Regions from separate parts of the Mus musculus genome. Here region 2 is linked to region 1. A link is a loop called in an ENCODE intact Hi-C map of the cell type or tissue named here. Cell type or tissue: heart. All regions are shown on one strand. Links, peaks and the distances in the headings refer to the core of each region. The heading gives the core; the rest is flanking DNA. Region 1 holds the start of Usp3 (ubiquitin specific peptidase 3). Region 2 holds the start of Snx1 (sorting nexin 1).

Region 1 (10,665 bases), core at 2,236-7,235:
GGATGATAGATAATTACAACACTGGCTCTGTGCATGAATAATTCTCCAGCTACAGAGAAACCCTCTACGGTGGCTTCTCATCAGAAAGAACATCAGGTTCCCCAAACAGTACTGCAAAAATCTTTTTAGCAATCTTGCGTGGGAGGGGTGAGACTGCCTTCTTTGACAATCAAGTTCTTACTGGGTAAATCTGTGCCATTATTTAACCTTTAAGTTTATCTTGAAGATAGTGGAGATGGTAATGTGTACTCCTGAGGTTAAAGAAGAAATGCAAACTCTCCACAGTCTCTGGCACTTGTTTGGGACTCAATAAATGTAGGTTTCTGTTCTTAAGTGGTCCAGGTCCTCTTTCTGACTACCTTCGGGACCATTACGTATAATTGTTGATGTAATCACTCTCAAAGGGGACACTTCTATCAGCGTTCCATCAGCAGATAGAATCAGTTTTAATATCTGCTATTGCTAACGGAGCGGAGACTCCACAGATGAAAAGAAACATACTTGCTCCCTAGGGAGACCGAACTGTGAACAGAAAATAACAGAACCAGGTGACAAGCTGCAGGGGCAGAATGGGGGTGGTGGGGGTGGGGAGAACAGCTGGATGCCTGCTTGGGTAAGTGATGGAGGGCAGCCCTGAGAAGGCTCTAGGCTTCACCTTGGAGGAGGAGGAGGAGGAGGAGGAGGAGGAGGAGGAGGAGGAGGAGGAGGAGAAAGTGGCAGGTGGGATAGGAAAAGACAGGGGAGGACACAGGAGTGAAGAAACACAGTTTGTATAATGAGGGACTATTTTTGGAACTGTTGGGACAATTAAAAAAATAAAAGAGCTTAAGGAAAAGGGAAGAGGCCAGGAGACGCTGACAAATGTGAGTTAGGACTTTACTCCTTCAGACATAGGAGCCAGTGAAATTTGAGCTGAAAAGTGATAGAGAAGGGATGAATGGAAAGAAGTGGAGAGAGTGACCCCATTAGTCTTGCCTAGTGGTCAAGTGGGAGTAGGCAAACTAGAGCCTCGAGGTAACCAGCCCAGCCCGGCTTACTCTATTTTGGGAAGTGGTATAGGGGATAGAACACAGGGCCATCCATACACATGCAGAATCTACCTGGTATCAGTCTATCTGCCCCCCCCCCACCTCCATTCTTCCTTTAGTCTGTCAGTCAGTCAGTCAGTCACTTAACAGAATTACGGAGAGCCTGCTGTGTATGTAGGGAGGGTCAGTGGTATTCCAAGAATTAGGAACCAGGTAGCACACAAGGACTGGGCAAAGTCTGCTCTCAAGAAGGGGGAGGATGGTAGACAAGCAAGGCCATCCAGATACAGGGCCAGGAAAATGAGGCTCAGTGTTTGAAGAATTCTCAGGTGGCTGCCCTCCCTCAACTTAACAATACTTTCTAGTCCCCAGTGGTCTAACTTTAGTTTTTCTAAAAAGGGCTTTGGCTTCTAGAAACATTACTATGGTAAATAATTAAACCAGTATGTTGTGTATTTCCAGGGAGCCTTGCCTGAACAGGGATAGTTAAACTTTTCCCCAGGACCTAATCAATCTTGGTAATTGGTACTTGAGGGCCATGGATCCAAGATGTTACAAGTCTAATGTTTTAGAAGGGTTTCAGTAACCTCAAGATGTTTTCCTCACCATAGTTTCCATGTAATTAGAACCCCCTTTCCCTCTTTTCCTCCCTTCCCAATGCACATAAAGATAGTAACGGCGGAATTGTGCATGGCTCCCTTGTACAATGTGCACACTTTAAAAACAGGCCCACCCCTTCTGGAGGGTTTTAAGCTGAAACTCTGATTCTAATGCACCTTTTCAGGCAGCTGGGCAGCATGTCCCTGGCAGCTGCCAAGCATAGCAGAGTGGGGGTGGGGTGCTGGAGGCTAGTGCATCACCTTCAGGGGTGCTGGTATGTAAGTAAGCCTTTGGTGTTCTTTGGTGCCAAAGGGATGCCGGCCAAGAAGAAGAAGCAAGCATTGTATTAAAAGCAGCTGCAGGAGCCAGGGGTTTGAAAAGGCAGATTTCCCAGTGTACCCTGTGGTCTTCCCACATTTGACACATTTACTCACTGCGGTAAATTTATTTTAGTTTTCTGTGATAACTTTCAAAGACATAGGAAAATTCAGTTTTAGGGTTGCAAGTGAAAGCCCCTCTGACCCAGTTTCTTTGGGTTCCCTGTTAGAATTTGTTCTCTGAGGGACAACTGTCATCAGGGGTGACTAAATTAGGGCTCCAGCTCCAATTTAAAAACAAAAACAAAAAACCTCTGAGAGAATACACTAATAAAAATTGTAACATTGTTTCTTTAGCAGTTTACACCTTACAAGGTACTTTTCACTTTCCTTTTAAAATGATCAACTCAGAACTGAAGGCTAATGTAGTTATCACTTCATAGATTCTGGATGTGTGCTCTGCCTTGATTGAGCCCACTTCTTAAGCTCCTCTCGTCCTGGATCTCGAGATCCACCCCTTACTCATTCATTCACTGATGGATGTTCTCCAGGTTCTACATATATTGTTAGAAATAAAGCAGGAAACCGGGCAGTGGTGGCGAGTGCCTTTAATCCCAGCACTTGAGAGGCAGAGAGTTCGAGGCCACCCTGGTCTACAGAGTGAGTTCCAGGACAGCCAGGGCTACACAGAGAAACCCTGTCTTGAAAAACCAAAAAAAAAAAAAAAAAAAAAAAGGCAGGAAACCAGGCAGACTTGTTTGCTACCTTATGGCTCTCCAAGAGGAAAACAGACATTAAACAAATAATTACATACATACAAGAAGACAAGAAGAGTGTTTTTGAAAGGTCCTGTAGGGGTAGTCAGCACAGCTCTCACAACACCCTGGGAGGTAACCTGGGGCTGGAGAAGAGTCAGGAAAGGCCTCTGGTAGGAGGTAGGAAGTGATGTTATGTGAGGTCTAGGGGATTTGAAAAACGTTTCTCAGAGGTTGAAAAGAACTACATACTAGTAGGAAAGACAGCGTGGGTCAGGCTCCACACTGAATGAGGGGCTGTGGGTTCACTGAATGAGGGTCAGTGCCCAGAGGACTCTGAGAAGGTTGCTTGAGAAAGACTTGTGAAACAAATAGATGGAAGAGACTGAATAGGGTTCAGATACTGTTTATTCTCCTCTCTCGTCCCAAGGAAGCAGTCATCTCCTTTTTTTTTTTTTTAATAAGAAAAACAAACCTTATCTGTTAATTACTACAGGTTAGGAATTCACACAGATAAGTACTGTTTTGCCAGTGGATAGGCGAGGAAAAAGAGTCGAGAGGACTAGCTAAGGTTTGCCATGAAGTACCTGCCAGAGCTGATCTGAACAACTTTCCACAATTTCTCACCATCAAAACCCGTCCAAGCCTTGTTTTGACAGCAATCATATACAACTTGGGGAAGTGGTAGAGTTGCTTGGACTGAGGAATCTGAAATACCACCCTGGGCAGAGATGTCCTAGGTGGGTGGACACTATCAGGCAGAAGGCTACAGGGTGCAGTAGTGGGGTGTACGGAAGTGGCTTAAGGGGTGCTAGAGGCGTGCACTTCAGGGAGGTGCCCAGTGCTAACTAACCACTATCCGGCCCAGCCAGTTAATCATTTCCTGACCTTTCCTTTCCTGCCCCATGGATTGGCACATTGTTCTTCCCTCTCCACTTGCTTGTCAGGGGATGAAGGAAAGAAGCCCCTTTACCAGGTTAAACACCACCAACCAAACAAAGAAAGAAAGCCCAACTTTGGAGGCTAGATTTGTGGGAGCCCCAGATATCCTCAAGGCAGAGAATGTGAGGTGGCAGGCTCTCTACCTCTAGACGCTCCTCCTGTCTTCTTCACTTCTTTCTAGAGAGAGATTTGAAGCGGGGGGGGGGGGGGTGCGGGGGTCCAATCTTCCTAAAGCAAATTATACTCTTGGTTTCACTTTTTGTTAAAAAGGGGACCGTAGCAGCAGCTTGAGAGGGTGTTTTGAGGATTAAATGAGGTGTGGTATGCAAAGTGCCTGGCTGGGAGCCAGGTGGGCTTCTAACAAATGTTACACTGCCTCTTTTTATTACCTAGCACCCGCGACCTTGTACAGCAAACTGGATTATTTCGTTCAACTTCAAGAGGTATAGGTATGAAAATACCCACAATGGGCAGGAGATATCAGTGAGTCATAACGGCATGGCGTGGACCCCGAACACAGGCGTTCCGGTGGGCCCAGCCGTGCAGTATCCCGGTGACACACTCAGGCCAGAGTTCAGAACTCAGAACAGTTCCGGACCCCGCCTGCTACCGGGAGAACACGAAAGTCAGGACTGTTCTGGGCTCTTTGCAGCCGGCTGGGCCATCGAGGGCCACGCCCCAAAAGTCTGTTTCTTCCTGTGTAAAATGGGGCTTCAATGCACGTCGGTGTGAGTGGTTTTCATTTTCCGTACTCTTTGCGGTGTGGTCACATATTCTACCTCGCTGTTGTAGCCAACTCACTGCAGTAGAAGCAGCGGTCCCGACCGCTCTGCCCCGGATGAGTACCCACACTTGTCGGGTTCCCAAGAATCGGCTGCAGCGGCCGGGGGCAGATTTCGGAAAGTCACTTCACATCCCCGTAGGACTTTACACTAGCTGCTAGCACTGGGTGAGCACCAATGCCCCGCCCACTGACTAGTGTGGGGGCGGGGCCCGGGCTGGCCTGGGGGCGTAACCAGCAGGGTGGGCGGGGCCGCCGGAGAAGGCGGAAGCCTACTGTCCCTGGGCGGCGGCAGAACCAGGAGTCCGGATTTTCACGTTCTCCGGAGCGGGGCGCCGGGAGACGGCGGATGGCAAAACCCGGCGCCCGGAAGCCCTTGCTTTCTTTGACGCAAAGGCTCGGGACCCAGAAGCCGCCGTCTGCCCAGTGCCGGGTCAGAAGCGACCCCAGACGGAGCCTCTGAAGTCCCTCCGCCCCAGAGCCTCGGCTGTCCCCGCCGCCGTCCTCGTGGCCATGGAGTGTCCGCACCTCAGCTCCAGCGTCTGCATCGCCCCGGACTCAGCCAAGTTCCCCAACGGCTCCCCGTCGTCCTGGTGCTGCAGCGGTGAGTGCGGCTCTGGGGCTGGCCGGCCGCGCACCCGAGGTCCCGGCTCTGGCCCGGGCCTTGCCGTCGAAGGGCCGCGGGTGCGGGGCAGCGCGCGGCCTCGTTGGGGGGGGGGGGAGGCTGAGGGGAGCAAGCGGGCCCGGCGCGCGGGGCGAGGGGACGCGGCGCGGCGCGGCGGGCGCGGTGGCGGCTCCTTTGTTTCGCGCGGCCCGACGGCCGGGCCGGCTGAGGAGAGGCCCGCGGGGGCCTGAGGCGAGCGCGCAGCGGCGGGATGACGCGGCGGCTCGCACCCCAAGGCTCCGCGAACCTAAGGGCCGGCTCCGCGCGCGGCCGCACGTGTGGCGGGGTCGGGCTCGCGGTCCCCCGTGGGCCGGACAGGCAAAGCGCCGCTCTGCGGGCGCAGCTTTGTCTGGACTGCCGGCGCGCGAGCCCCTTTGGGTTGCGTTTCCTCGGGTTCCCACAGGCTCCTGCCTCCCCCGCAGCCCCTGAGCGGACTGCGCTGGGGGCTGCTCACCTCGGAGTCTCTCTTCAGCCTGTGAGGGTGAAGTTTGAAAACAGGCTGCGGGCTCCGAAAGCTCCGGAGAAGGCAGCCAACAGCTGCTTTGGAGGGGCGGCTCGAGGTTGGGTGTTTTGGGTTTTTTTGTTTTTTTTTGTTTTGCCTTTCGAAGATTGTTCCGAGGCAGTTTTTCGGGTTGGCAGGGATTTCGTTGGGAATTCCCGAGTGCGTGTAAGACACTTCGTAGGTTTATGTTATGCCTTCGAGTTGCTTAAGCGTTAACTCCTTCTGCTTCCTTGGAAGCCCCGGTGCCCTCTCATTGTCTGCCGGGACTTAAGGTCGGACGGGCCACCCGGCTTTGATTACTTCCTGGTAGGGCCCTGGTGCCGACGCTGGTCTTTGTTTATGAGCTTTAAGATTATCACTGGCAGCTTGGGCTGTAGTGTAAAATGTGAATCGTGTGCATCAGAAATCAAGTTCATCTGCAAGGCTGAAAAGACGGTGGGACGATTCAGCAGAGTGGTCTTTCAGCCTGGGTTGGATTGGAGCTAGGAAGGTAGTTTAGGGACTGCTTTAATACTTTTGACGTACTACTTCTTCAAAGGGGATTATATTCTTGAAGCAAAATATACGGGGTAACACAAGGAAAACTGTCCTCCAGGATAAGGAATAGAAATAACTGCAGTTTTCTGGAGCTCCAAGACTTGGTGTCTTGCTTACCTTTGTAAAGTCAGGTGTCTTTCTTCTGTTCTGCATGAAGCCTTTAAAGATTAATAAGTTAATTGGTTTCACAGGACAGTATTGCAGTTCCTTTGGTTTGTGAGACTGGGTTTCTATGATAGCCCAGGGTGACCTAGAATTTATAATTTTCCTCTCTCAGCCCTTGGAGTGCTGGGATTATAGGCATGTGCTACCCCTTCTGGGCCAGTATTGCAGTTCTTTGTGGGAGTGCAGAACTTGTGTGAATGGGTCTTACCTGTAAATACATCTTCAACAGTGAGTCTTGAGCTTGGAACATAACACTACCAACAACAGGCCAGTCCATGTGGTCTGTTAGTTCATTAGCTGTAGCTGTGGGGCTATAGTTGAATTTTCTCAAGAGAGATTTGTCACACACACACACACACACACACACACCCTCTCACTAGGAAAAGCTTACACCTCACAAGGAATGGGGCACTTCTTGTTCATCTGTAGTCAACTACAGGGATTCCGAGATGGGTGTATCAATACAAGCCTAATTTTTTTTCTATGTAAAATTATATCAAACTTAGAAATGGCTTCACTGTGCACATGCATCTAAAAAAATTATGCAAGTGGCAGGTATCCTGTTGTGAGTCAGTCTTGCCTCCATCAGTTAGGGAGTCCACTTTGGGGAAAAGAGACAGCAAATGAAGCCCCTCTTGAGGAATTCAGCACATTAAAATGGAGCATAACTGGGAGACTTGTGCTGAAAACAAGAACAAATTAGTAATGGAAGGGTGATTTCTTTACAACGTGCAGTAAATGGTTGCCTCTGACCCTGTTTTGGAAGGATGGGTCTAATCACTTGCATTTATAGTACTAATAAAGCTAGTTTCACAACTCAGTGGGTGTTTTTTTTTTTTTTTTTCTATCTCAGGCTTATTTCATAATGGCCTCCTATTTTAACCTGTTGGCATCCCTTCATTGGTACAATCAAATATTATTGTATAAAGCTTGATCTTGTTCTTGCCTGTCTGTAGTTTCAGTAATTAAATGATTGGTAAATCTGTGATCCCTTAACCAACTAACTCATCATCTTGGAGTGTTATGTATTCTGGCTTTTATTTTTCTTCAACAATCCTGTATGTATGTAGGTAGGTATGTATGTATGTGTGTATTATTTTTGGTAGGAGATTAAAAGGGTAGCCAGTGTGTTGAAGTAATGCTCTGACTGGTATTGAGTGTCATACACTCTTACTGAGGAGGGAGAAAATCCCTGTTTTGGCACCTAGACAATAAAAGTAATGCCCCTGCCTTATTTTCATTGGGAGTATGCAAATATACCCCAGTGAAACAGCCAGGCAGATTGCAAAAGACCAGCAGCACAGACTCTAGCAGGCACCACCTCTGTGGACCAGCACTCCCGATTCCTTGAGTGTGAGTTTCAATATGTCATCCGGAGAAAGAACAGTGCTTTGGATTTACTCACAGGTCTCTGTTAGGATGAGCAAGATTGTGTGTGAAAGTCTGAGAAACTACTGCTTTCTTGTGTCTAAGTAATTTAATGGTATCACAGACTAGTACATTTTTATAAATAGGACTCTGAAAATTAAATGTCTAAGCCTATTAAATGGAGCTCAAACACATTGACTATATGATGAATTGTTTTACAAGGAGATACAGAACTCAGCAAGATTAGGGGGTAAGAGTAATGATATTTCAGAACTAACTAGAGCTACTTAGCTGTGGAGGGCATTGTGTGTTATGTAATTGTATGCTACAGATTTCATACAACTTCTATTTGTAAAACCTCTTTATAATCTGAACATTTTTCAGAATCCTGGGTATTTGTGTGACTTATATCTATTAATATATTAGAAGTTAAAACTAAATATTTACTGATTTAATTATGAGTAACAATAATAAATCTAATACTTATAAACAGAAATAATTTATGTGAAAAAATTTCAGAATTGGTCTTGAACTCACATTCACCTGCCTCAACTTCCTGAGTTCTGGGATTAAAGGTGTTTGCCACCACCACCACCACCACCACAGTCATGTTTTTTGTAAAGACATCTGGATTGTCACATCTGCTTCTCATTGCAGTCTCTTCAGATATCAAACTTCACATATTATGTTGAAAACTCCATTTTATGCTCTTGAGAGATCAAAAGGAAACATTCAAGTAAACTAGAGCCAGTAGTAGTGGCAGATGCCTTTAGTCTCAGCACTTGGGAGGCAGAGGCAAGCGAATCTCTGGAATTCTAGGCTGGTCTGGTCTACAGAGCAAGTTCCAGGATAGCAAAGCTACACAGTGAAACTCTGTATTGAAAAACAAAAACCCAAACAGAACAACAACAAAACCAAAACAAAGTAATATAGTTGTATCTTTTTCTTTCTACCGATCTTAGTATCATTCATGGAAATACCTTTGACCTTCTGGATCCACTGAAAAGGGACCCCTGAAGTCTGACTGAAGGTTAAAGATCCTACTTTGAGATCTCATAGGCAGAATGGTTAGGGACACCTGCACTTTCAAACTCACATTATAAAATTAGAGAAATTCATGAAGCTGGCAGTAGGTATTCATTTGTAAATACTTGAAGTTTGAAACACATTAGCTGAGAAACAGATCATGGGGTCTAGTGGTCCCTTGCTCTCAAAGAAGTCTATTCTAGTTGGAGAATCAGGAAACTCCCGTTTAGAAAATAAATCCATGTCATAGTTTAAGGTAAATGTTGGAAATCGGGATCTCCTAATAAGATGAAAGCTGATTGATGCCTGCCTGATTGTGGCTTAGAGCACTCTAGTTTTAAATTACAAAAGTTTACATGAAAACTGGGCCAGTCTCTCAAGCCTTGTGTTCTATGCATACACCAGATGTTATTTTCAGGGCTGGAGGCTTGGCATTTTTGTAGGTAGAAAGTTTAACTAGTGGCAAAAGACAGGGATAAAACATGAAGTATTTAAAAAATATATCCTAAACAGTTCTGTTTTTAAACAAAAGAAAGACAAGTTCCTAGAGTTTAGGGGCTTAAAGTGCTGTTGATTTGGAGCTATGTTATAGTTGGGAAGTCATGAAATTTCTCCCTGATTAATTGCTTAAAGAGTTGAAAGAGCCTCTAAATTTCCAGTACACTCACCCCTAAATCACTCTATTCAAGAAAAAGGAATGATTGGATTGATCTGCAGTTTGTGTTTGGAGGGGTTGTTGGAGATAAACCTATTTTATCTTTTTTAAAGATTCTTTTAGTAGGATAAGGTGCTGACTGGTTCTTTTGTCCATGGCAATAAATTTATAATGTACTGATCAGTTTGTGATAAAGGTAAGAGGTCACCTTGATGGAGTGATGGGTTATTTTGTATCCTATTTCTTTTAGCCTACATTTAAAGAAGACTAGTTTGTCCCTTGGACTAAATTTTTTAAATAGGACCAGTTATTTAGTTTACTGTGGTTGAATACATTAATTACTTTTAAGTAACATTCTGTGCTGTGTTTACTAAATATCCACCGCAGTGCTGTACTCAGTAAATGCTTGCTTAAGTTTTTTTTCACATAGATTATGAAATGGTCTCTGACTTTGAGAATAAATGCAGATGAAGTGAGTTTATTCCCCAGAAAGCTTTCCCTAGCCTCCCCTTCACAGTGTGTTAGCTAGAAAGCTGGATTGTAAGCAGGTGACCATTCGTGACCTTGTTAGGTACAGAATTTGTAGTCTTTAGGTAGTGTAGACATATAGGTGGAAAATTAGTCGTCAATGAGTAGGGTTATTTAAGACAATGGGTAGGTGATATTCATACTGATTTTGAAGATTAGTATTTGAACTTTCTGAAGAATTTGAACTATCTCTTAGTAATGTTAATAAAGCCTAAGTAAGCCTAAGTCAGTGGAGTTGTCTTTCTAGTCGTGCTGGCAGTGTTCTTCTCTACCCCAACCCCAGTACTTTAAGCAGCCTCAGCCTGTCCTACAGCCTCTAAGTGATTGGTTGTGGATTTGAAAGCCCTGGAACTGTCCACGTGCTGTTTGACAAGGCTGAAGTTGAAGGGTTGAGCCAGGTCTGTTTCTTTTGTGATCAGATGTTATTTTCCACGCAATATACCTAGTATATAAAGAAGATCCTGCATGGCCTAAGCAGAAAGAAAAGTTGGGCTGAGGGAGAAATTAGAACTCTTTGTTTTCCTGGAACTCACTTACTCTTAAGATAATTAGAACCATTCTTTACATTGATACCATTAACAGTAAGATTTTATAACATTCTATTTTTCCTCATAGAAATTTATTTAATTTTTAAAATGTGTGTGTGTGTTTGAAGCACTATCGATTAGAAGATAACTTAAAGTAGTCAGCCCCTTCCTTTCCAGTGATCTACCACATCAGGCTTGGTGCCATGTGCCTTTGCCTGCTGAACCAATTGCAGACCTCCTTATTGGAATTTATGCAGTTTTCTTCTGCAC
Region 2 (10,088 bases), core at 5,089-10,088, 470 kb after region 1:
CCCTGTCTTTAACCCTACCCCCCAAAATAAGCCACTGGTAAGCCAAGCCAGGCAAAAAATTAAAACAAAGTATATTTAAAACCACTTATTTAACTGCCGTCGGGATGACTTAGCAGGTCTCTGTTGGCACATGGTACCCAGACATACATGCAGATAAAACAACCCATACACAAAAAACTTAATTAAAAATGTAAGAAGCATTCATACAGACACACATTTACCAATAAAAACTAGAATTCCCATGCACCCATGTACACACACATGCACACACACACACACACAACCCTTACCAATAAGAGTTGCCAAAGAGCAATGAGGTACTGTTGGTGTGAACTTGATAATAACCAAATAGTCATCTTCATTTATTTCTTGAACTTCCACACAACTCTCTGTGACCACTTCCAGTTCTTCTAAAGTATTGGGCTTTTCTGGGTCCCGGATAGTTCGAATCAAATCTAGAAGCATCAGAGACAAGGTATTAAATTAAAATGTGAATATTCTAAGTGAGGATGAGGATTCTTATCTCAATTGAAGCACGGACTAGTTTCAAATGTGTATGTTTTGCCTCCATACATATCTGTGTATTCTGTGTATGTAGTGCCCACAGAAGCCAGACCAGGGCCTCAAGATCCCTGGAATGACAGCTGTGAGTGGCCATGTGCATAAGAAACTGAACACAGGTCCTCTGCAAGAACAGCCAATGCGGAGCCATCTCTTCAGGCCCAACCACCCCGCCCTAACTTTCTTTTTTCTTTTTTTTTCTTTTGTTTTTTCGAGACAGGGTTTCTCTGTATAGCCCTGGCTGTCCTGGAACTCACTCTGTAGACCAGGCTAGCCTCAAACTCAGAAATCTGCCTGCCTCTGCCTCCCGAGCGCTGAGATTAAAGGCGTGCGCCACCACTACCCGTCCTCCTAATTTTCTTTTAATCAAATATTTCAGCAACTCCCAAGTATCTGACAGAAATTTCTACTAATAGAAAACAATTTTCTTAGATCATTATTCGTCCATATCCAAGTCTTAATTCAAAACCATGGGAACTGTGAATGGGGAGAATGTGAAGGGAGCCCTAGAGGAGTCTTGGTTGGAGAGAAGGTGGGATTAAGCCTTTGAAAATGAACAGCATCCCCTTAAGACAGAAGGAAAGAACCATCAGGGGCTTCCTTGGCTTGTTTCCAGCAAAGGAAAGAGCAGAGAAGAAGGGTGGGGCCCAACCACCAGGGTATTTCACAACTAGCCACAGGCAATAGGGATTCCTCAGGAGATTTAGAATAAGGAAGTAGGAAGGGCAGTGGGGTACAGTCAACTGCTAATTTACTCACACTAGCTGCAAGAACCAGAACCAAAGAGAAGAGCTAGAGACGGCCACTGAGAAGCTCGGCTTAAAATCAGCAGATGACAACAGGGACAGAGACAGGACAAGCAACTAAGTTCCTTGTTTCACAGGAACTAACATGTGGCAACTCTCTGCATCCAGAAGACAAGCATACAGAGAGGAGGGAGAGGACTCAGATTTATTTATTTATTTATTTATTTATTTATTTGGTTTTTTTGAGACAGGGTTTCTCTGTGTAGTCCTGGCTGTAACTAAGTTCCTTGTTTCACAGGAACTAACATGTGGCAACTCTCTGCATCCAGAAGACAAGCATACAGAGAGGAGGGAGAGGACTCAGATTTATTTATTTATTTATTTATTTATTTATTTATTTGGTTTTTTTGAGACAGGGTTTCTCTGTGTAGTCCTGGCTGTCCTGGAACTCACTCTGTAGACCAGGCTGACCTAGAACTCAGAAATCCACCTGCCTCTGCCTCCCAAGTGCTGGGATTAAAGGCGTGGGCCACCACCGCCCGGCTGATGACTCAGATTTTAAGCTCAAGTATTTGGAAGAACAGTATTAAGATTAAAAGGGGGTGGGGATAGAGGCTGGCTGGGGAAGACACCGTGCTTTAGCCAAGCCTGAAGACATGAGTTCCATCTCTCAGACCCACATGGTAGACAGACTCATAGAAAATTAGCTCAGTTTCATATGCAGTGTTTGTGGAGGTGCTTCAAACAATGAAATGTTCTAGCAAAGTTGAACAGTTGTATAGTGCACACCAAGTGCACACCAAGGCTAGAGTGGTTATTGAACTCACAGAATCCATCAAGAAGTACTTGGCTCACCGGGCGTGGTGGTGCACGTCTTTAATCCCAGCGCTTGGGAGGCAGAGGCAGGTGAATTTCTGAGTTCGAGGTCAGCCTGGTCTACAGAGTGAGTTCCAGGACAGCCAAGGTTACACAGAGAAACCCTGTCTCAAAAAAAAAAAAAAAAAAAGCACTTGGCTGGATATTTGGATATTGCAGTTACCATGAATGCCTTGAAACAAAAAAAAAAAACATTGTCTGGGCCCTATCCTAGGCAGTCTAACTTAGCTGGTTAAAGCATGGCCCGAACAGCTAGACTTCTTAAAACTCCTCAGATTATTTTCTTAAAACTTTGTTGTTGTTGTTGTTATCTTTATGTTAAGAATGTTTGTCTACATGTGCCTGGTGCCTACAGACATCTGAAAAAGGCTTCAGATTCCCTGGAACTGGAAGTTAGGATAGTTGTGAGCCACCAAGTTGGTGCCAGGAATCGAACCCTGGACCTCTGCAACAGCAGCAAATGCTCTTAACTGTTGAGCACTCTCAGGTTATTCTTATAGGCAGCCTAGTTTGAGGCTCCTTGGTATAGAGGGAAGGAAATCCACAAATGGATCCTTGAAAAGTTGGCTGTGGTGGCACAGGGCTATAATCCTGGCACTTGGGGGGCTGAAGGATGAAAATCTTCACTTCTGGGCCATTCTAGGCTACACACTGAGTCCCTATCTCAAAATGGAAAAGCAAAGAAGAACAGAGAAGGGAAAGGAGAAGTGTTTAACCATAGCAAAGGCTACAGAACAACACAAGTGAGAGAATTTGAACTCAAGGCTATCCCGGGCTACATAGTAAGACTCTCAAAAAGAAAAAAAGGCCAGCATGAAAAGCAAAGCAAAAAGAATCAGAAAAGGAAAGCCAGAGGTGGCCAACATTAAACACTACAGGACAACTCAGGCTAAAGTGGTCTTGGATTTGTTATTCAACAAGTCACTTATAAGAAAGCAGTTCGGTAGAGAGGTGCAAAGTGGGGAGCCAACAGATCAGAGAATGCACCCCAAAAGCCTTGGCAGGAGGGTGGAGCAGAGGCTTTAGAATCTTGACAAAGCTTAGGGACATTTGAGTACGGTTTTTAGTTCAAATGGAAGGTTGACAGAAGGGAAATCACACTGTGAATGGAGCTGGGTGAAAGGAAGCAGAAGACAAGGGGATTAAGAAGGCTGGACCTCAAGGAGGTCGGTGGCAAGGACACGAGGTTGTCCTGCCTCAAGCTCACAGAGGAAAATAAAATAGAATAAAAAGGAGAGTGATAAAGGGAGGGCAGGGGAGAGAAGCAGGATTTCAGGTGAGTGGGTCTGGTGTTCTCAGGAGCCTGGGGTCTGTTCTACTACTCATACCTTACCCAGAGACCTAAAAAGCAGCCAGGAAAATAAATCCATCAAACTTTCCTTCCCTAGACTGTCTTCTGGCCTTACCAATAAAATAGGACATTTGAAAATGCAGATAGGAGCTGGGCATGGTGGCGCACGCCTTTAATCCTAGCACTCGAGAGGCAGAGGCAGGCAGATTTCTGAGTTCAAGGCCAGCCTGGTCTACAGAGTGAGTTCCAGGACAGCCAGGGCTACAAAGAGAAACACTGTCTCGAAAAACCAAAAAACTCTGTCTCAAAAAACTAAAAAAAAAGAAAAGAAAAAGAAAATGCAGATAGGAAAGAGGATAAACTTCCCCTTCATGTAGCAGGTTATTACCGGATTGGAAAAGCAGGGTTTCCCCCCTCCTCTCCTCGGCTTCTCCTTCTAAGCTTCATTTGTAAAAGCTGTATTATAGTCTTTGAACACTACTAAATCCTGAAATTAAACCTCACCTCTTACCCCTTACTGAACACCTCTAGCTTTCTAGTGATTTGAGAAGTTTGATTTTTTTAAAAAGATATCAAGCTTGTTCTCACATTACTCTCCTAATTTCCTCTCACCCACAACTAAGTTTTTGTTGCTCTGTATTGACATGAAGGTCTGCTCTTCCAGAGGACTTAAAATCAGTTCTCAGCACCCACAACTGGCAATACACAACCTCCTGTAACTCCAGCTTCAGGGAGACCCAACACTTCTGGCCTCCATGGACACACACAGACTTAAAATTAAAAACAAACAAACAAACAAACCTCTTTTTTAATACTTAAAAAGATGATTCATTTATATTTAAAAGTTTCAATGGGTGGTGGTGGTGGTTGCGAGATGATTCAGTGGGAAAAGGGGCCTGCCACCAAATAAGCCTAACCTCCTGGGTTTCCATCCCCAGGAGCCACTTGCTGGAAGGAGAAATCTAACGCCAGCAAGTTGTCCTCTGACTTCCATATTTGCACTATGACTTGCATGTGTATGTGCAAACATGCACAAAGTAACTAAATGTAATAAAAGTGATTTGAAACTTCAGTATTCAATTCCAGTCTACAGTCTAAAGAAACAGCCTACCACACCTCCACCTGCAGTCACCATCAGGTGCCTCCTTCTGGATAGCCAATTCTGTCTTCTCATCTCCATATTTTACTCTAGTTTCTTCAGCGTATGCGACCTCTGACATATCCAAACTACTCTTCAAGACCTACCCAAGTAACTGTCTAACATCATCACAGATGTTTCTAGTCAATTTCTCTTTCCTCTGCGTCTCCATACCTCCTACTTAAGCTCATGACCTCTGACTGCATTTTGTATTTTTGCATAAGTGGGTGTCATTCAATGCAAACTTGAGGACTAGAATCATCTCTCTTGAAGAGTTGTATTTCTGGTCCCCGGAAGTTTCCAGACGCTATATGCAGAGGTATGGTAGGATGGGAATGTTTTGTGGAGATAGTACAGTAGCAATTATCTTCTGCCTGGGGTTAAGTCAGCCTTGCCTCTCTACCAAGAGATAAGGGAACCTGATTAGCTCCCGGGCCATTCCATCTTTGGAATCCTTCTTCCTGGCCTATAATTCCACCTAAACTGTATCTGTAGGAGCATCTCTCTTAGTGCTACATCTTGGCCTTTTTGTTTTCAAAAAAATAGGGCTAGTGGTGGAACACACCTAATTTGTATGAGACTCTGGATTTTCTCCCCAATCCTGATAAATAATACTACAAATGGTCAACGGAGGGAAGAGAGGGGCTGGGGAGGTAGGGTCAAGAGTGGAGAAGGAAAGAGGGAGGGAGGGAGGTGGGGGAGGAGAGAGAGAGAGAGAGAGAGAGAGAGAAACACGAACAAGCATTACATTTTCAATCACAAGTTTGGTTTTTTCTGTTTCTTACTGACAATATGACCCTCTGGGTACTTGTTAAACAACCCACTCCCCATCTGTACAATGAAGACAGTCCCTCAAAGTGGAGAGTCTCTGAGTGAATACACGAACACACTTAACTGTGTAAGAAAATTGTAAATTTAAAGCCTCTCGCTGAGATATCTATCCCTACCTCTTCACTTCCTATTGATTCTGTCACACAAGAGAGTTGCTATGACCTTGGGCCAGTCCCCAACTCGGCCATTACCAAACAGTGACCTCAGTTATGGCGGGAGGAACGCAAGTCCAGGAACTAAAGAAGGAAAGACTCTTGAGTAGTGAAATCTTCGGCATGCTTTGCTTCTTGATCACTGTAGGCTCATTCTGCCCACATCCCTTGACACTGTCCCTAGAGCTGTAGGCAGTCCAGGGTAACAAAGCGTTTATGAGTTCCTGGCTCAATTTCGCTCCAGGTTTAGAAATAGCCCGACATTGCTGTGTGACTTAGGACCCGGAAGAACATGCTTCCCTCTAAGTCTGGTAAAAACCCCAAGGGTCCACTCCAGCCCAAGGGTGAGGCCCTCCTCCACCCCCTCTCCAATGCCGCCTCTCAAACACCGTCAAATAGTGCCCTGGGTAAATTACCATAAACTTCTAGCGCTTTCTCTTCCATGATCCGGGGCTGCCAGGCAGCTCCGTGCTCAGAAAAGCCTGAGAGCCATAGGACCCTGCTCAGCGTCCAGGAAAGCAGCCCAGACACTCGCTCCATCCTCACGTTCCGCCATCCCTGGCGACTGTCCCAACCGAGCCACCGTCTTTCCGCAGCCGACCTCGAGAGAGAACTTCCTGGTCTTCAAATAAACCAAGACATGTGTAAAGGTTTAGGGGAGCAGAGAATAGGCGGGACTCAAAACTGCAACGCGAAGGACCTAGGGAAATTAGCTGTAAAGACTACATGTCCCAAGATGCTCTGCTCGATTTAGAAGGCACAGAAAAATCCTTACGGCCCGTTAGGCGCATTGCATGCTGGGATGTCTAAGGGGCGTTAGCGGAGCGGCGGCGAAATGTATATGGGGCTTGTAGTCTTAGCCAGAGGATCGTGTAACGGACTGTTATACGTCACCAAATGCCCCACTCAGTTCCTAGGAAGAACTAAAGATGAATCCTAAAGAGGTAGGGGAAAGGAGATCAAGGTTACTACTACTGGAAGATATTCTAGAACGGAGACTCTACAGCTATTTCTCAGAGGAAGCCACTTCCAAACAAATTTTTCTTACTTTCTGACCAGGCCGGAAGTGGATTTCCTTTGCGGTGAAAGGGGTTATTTTGGAAGACCAATGTTGATAGGCATGCCTACGGACAGGGAAGGCTTAGTTTTCTTATCTCCTAGAAACTTAGTTTAGTGCAGCTTCTCTCCATGGGGAGGATTTCTATCGACCACCACCCAAATTACAGCGAGAGAACTTTATCTGTGTTCACTATGTAGTAATGATAACGGAGATGAACATCCTAAAAAAGCATTTCTTAACCTTTTTTTTGTGTGTTCATGGCTGTGATGGGTGCCAGTTACAGAGTTGATTGTGTTTCCACCTCAAATATTTATTAGACACTTAATTTGCCATACACAATGTGTATGCAGGAATAAAAGTTACAAACTAAGACACTCTCCTGACCTTCAGGCAGTTTACTTTATCTGTAAGGGAATCCACCCCTAATGTTGAGTTTGCAGTTGTAAACAGCCAACTTTGCTAGGCCTGGTGGCTCATGCCTGTAATTCCAGCACTTGGGAGGCCGAGGGAGGAGCATTGAGTTTGAGGCCAGCTTTGGACACAGAATTTCAGGCCTGCCTAAGGTGGTTTCAACCAGAAAAGCAAACCACCTCTGTTGGTGTTAGTGGCAGGTTTCAGCTCCTTGAAAGGATCATCTTGCAAATTAGTCCGTGATAACATAACCTATGTTATCTTTAAACTCTAGTTGACTTCGACTCACCAACCTGTGATTAAGTTCCGGGAACTTTTTTTTTTTTCGAGGCAGGGTTTCTCTGTATAGCCCTGGCTGTCCTGGAACTCACTCTGTAGACCAGCCTGGCCTTGAACTCAGAAATCCACCTGCTTCTGCCGCCCGAGGGCTGGGATTAAAGGCGTGTCACCACGCCCGGCTATAACCCAAAATTCTTAAGGACCGAATTTAATACACGGAAATCTCCCCTTTGTGTGAAGCCTGGCTTCTCAAAAAATCGATAACTTCTTTTTATTGTTGCACACTGTAACACTGAGTGTGTTTAAATTGTTGACTTACAAGACTGCCTCATTAAACTGTGAGCCAGGAGCTTTTGTGTTTGTATTTGAAACGCACAGTAAGGTGCCAAGCTCACAGTGAATGCTCTGTATATGTTAAATGAATTAATGTCCAAAAACTAAGTGGCAAAACTTCCTGCAGTCGTTTCAGCCCTCAATCAAAAATATTTATTGAATCTCTCAGAGAACACTGTGCTTGGCATGAGCAGGTGGCATGCAGAGGTTTTCAAACATTGTTAGTCACAGACTTTATTCAAACAGAACCTTAGAAGCGTGACAGATAGAGCCATGCAGGGCACAAAGACCCGGAGGAACTCCTCAGCCTCTAGCTCCTCCTCTGCCTACTTGGCCCGCCCCAGTGCAGCCTTGCGGTTCAGTGCTTGGATTGGCTGAGCAGCAGCCCAGGCCCCGCCCTAGGTCCCTCCCCCAGGTTCCGCCCCGATGGTCCCTCTGGGTCCATAACGGCCCTCGCGCACCTCACACGGCTGGAGCGCTTTGCTCGCGGCACTGTCTATAAAGTTGTTGTTGCTGCTTCCGCCACGGGTGGAGGAAGATGGCGTCAGGAGGTGGTGGCTGTAGCGCTTCGGAGCGACTCCCTCCGCCCTTCCCTGGCATGGATCCGGAGTCGGAAGGGGCTGCCGGGGGGTCAGAACCCGAGGCTGGGGACAGCGACACCGAGGGGGAGGATATTTTCACTGGCGCCGCGGCAGCCGTGAGTTCCCATCCTTGGGGCAGCAGACAGAAAAGAGCCCCCCAAAAGAGAACCCTTATTAAGGGTTCGAGGGCTTTGAAGATAGTGGGCCTGGTGGGAAATCTTCGCTCGGTGTCAGCAATCAGGACTCCAGGGCCCTGAGTAGGAAACGAGCCCTAGAGCCTGGCTGCCCAAGCCCGGGCGGGAAGAGACGAGGGGTGTGGTGGCTTCACCACGGATCCTTAATAGCCAAGAGCAACCTAGGCCGTCCCCTGGCCCAGAGGTGTGGTTACCCCAAGGATTCAGCGGGCATTTCTGCTGGTTGTGTCCTGGGCAGACTGACTTTAAACATGACAAATTAGAAAATGAGGTGCAGACCATCAGTTCCCTTGTTTTATTGCACCGAAAGTGGAAACGTGATCTAGGAAGGACCATGACCCGCCCACTGATCCTCCTGTTATACCCAGCACTTCCTGGTCATTACCAAAAGCCCATTCTGGATACTAGTTTATGGAAGTTAGGTTGTGACTCCTTTGATCTCTCCAGGAATCAGGGCAAATGCTGGTTGAGAGAAATAGATTACACGGATCAGAAAGCTTTTGTTTCTGTTAAAAGGATGCATTAAAGTGCTTGGAAACAGATCTGTAAATGTGAAGGGAAAAACTGTCTCCCATAATAAATATCTAGGTTTCAAATGAGAGCTAGCTGCTGGCAAAACAACCAAAACCTCCTTGTCTTTCCGTGTGGAATGTCATGGGTTAACAGCACCAGGAGAGATGTTTTGGGCTGTTTTATGAGAACACTGACTCATACCACTCGGTACAGTTAGTTCCAGCTTAGAAACGTCTTCAGTACCGAGTCTATGCAGTTATCTTCCTTTCTTGGTTATTGTTTCTCTTCAGAGTAGCTAATCAGTATCAGACTGAGTTAAATAACTTTAAATTCTGTATATAGCATGTGTCTGAAAACTTGGAGGTGCCCCTTACATTAGAAAAAATTTAGATTTTGGAGGGTTTTTTGTTTTTGTTTTTTTTAACATGGCCGTAGTTAAAATTTTACTATGTTGAGAAATTGAAGGCTATAATCATAAAGTGGTTGCTGGTGCTAATGACAGCAGATTGTCTAATGATGTCTGCTACTCTGAGAAAGAGTAACTTGCCGATAATGGAGTCTTTATTTCTGTTTAAGTATCTTTATATAGTTACTCTCATAAATCATGGAGAACAGCTACTGTTAGTAACTTCTGAGATGATGGGTGAAATACCTGAAAATTGAAACTGGCAGGGAGGAGCTGTTGTCCAGAGTTCTTAGTAAAAAGCACGAGACTGTGGTTTTACTGACCTCATCCAGTTAGTGATGGAGGCTTGATACTTCTTAAGACTGTAAAAATCTCTTGTCTTCTTCCCAAAAAATGAGGGAAGGATAGTCAGAATTACTTTGCTCTACCACAGAAAGCAGGTGCTGAGGTCAAACCCAGCTTGTTGCAAATGCTAGTTATACATTCTACCACTGAACTATGTCCTCAGTAGCTAGATATCTTTAGATTTGACCCAGAATACTACTCTTCAAGAAACCAAGGCTTCACTAAGCGATTTTATTAAGCAACCATTAGTTATAAATTATATTTTTAACAGATGCTTTAGTTATGAGACAAAGAATTTAGACTTCTACACAGTTAAAATGAAAGAAAAACACTGAAAAATTAAGAAATTAAGTTGGGCCTATTGGCTCAAA

What was found. Hi-C counts contacts between places; a loop is a spot of excess contacts. Peaks named below come from ENCODE experiments on the same cell type or tissue, not always from the same donor. Only the 100,000 strongest peaks of a DNase experiment are listed, where the experiment ranks them.
Region 2: a loop joins it to region 1, with 11 times the contacts of the local background. A loop is called at or near these places in 2 of 42 quality-filtered maps.

Annotation. Positions count from the first base shown.
Region 1 is chr9:66,587,146-66,597,810 of GRCm38, reverse strand. It overlaps Usp3 (ubiquitin specific peptidase 3), which reads left to right and starts at 4,696. Exons shown (of 15, transcript NM_144937.4): 1 at 4,696-5,027. The coding sequence starts at 4,937. In heart, for the core only: no CTCF peak of the experiment used is centred there; DNase peaks (open chromatin) are centred at 3,600, 4,640, 5,470 and 5,860; H3K4me3 peaks cover 3,583 bases; H3K27ac peaks cover 3,138 bases.
Region 2 is chr9:66,122,894-66,132,981 of GRCm38, reverse strand. It overlaps Snx1 (sorting nexin 1), which reads left to right and starts at 8,096. Exons shown (of 15, transcript NM_019727.2): 1 at 8,096-8,375. The coding sequence starts at 8,217. Ciao2a (cytosolic iron-sulfur assembly component 2A) reads right to left here and starts at 6,371. Exons shown (of 5, transcript NM_026635.3): 1 at 6,012-6,371; 2 at 291-455. The coding sequence starts at 6,135. In heart, for the core only: no CTCF peak of the experiment used is centred there; DNase peaks (open chromatin) are centred at 6,321 and 8,091; H3K4me3 peaks cover 4,227 bases; H3K27ac peaks cover 3,804 bases.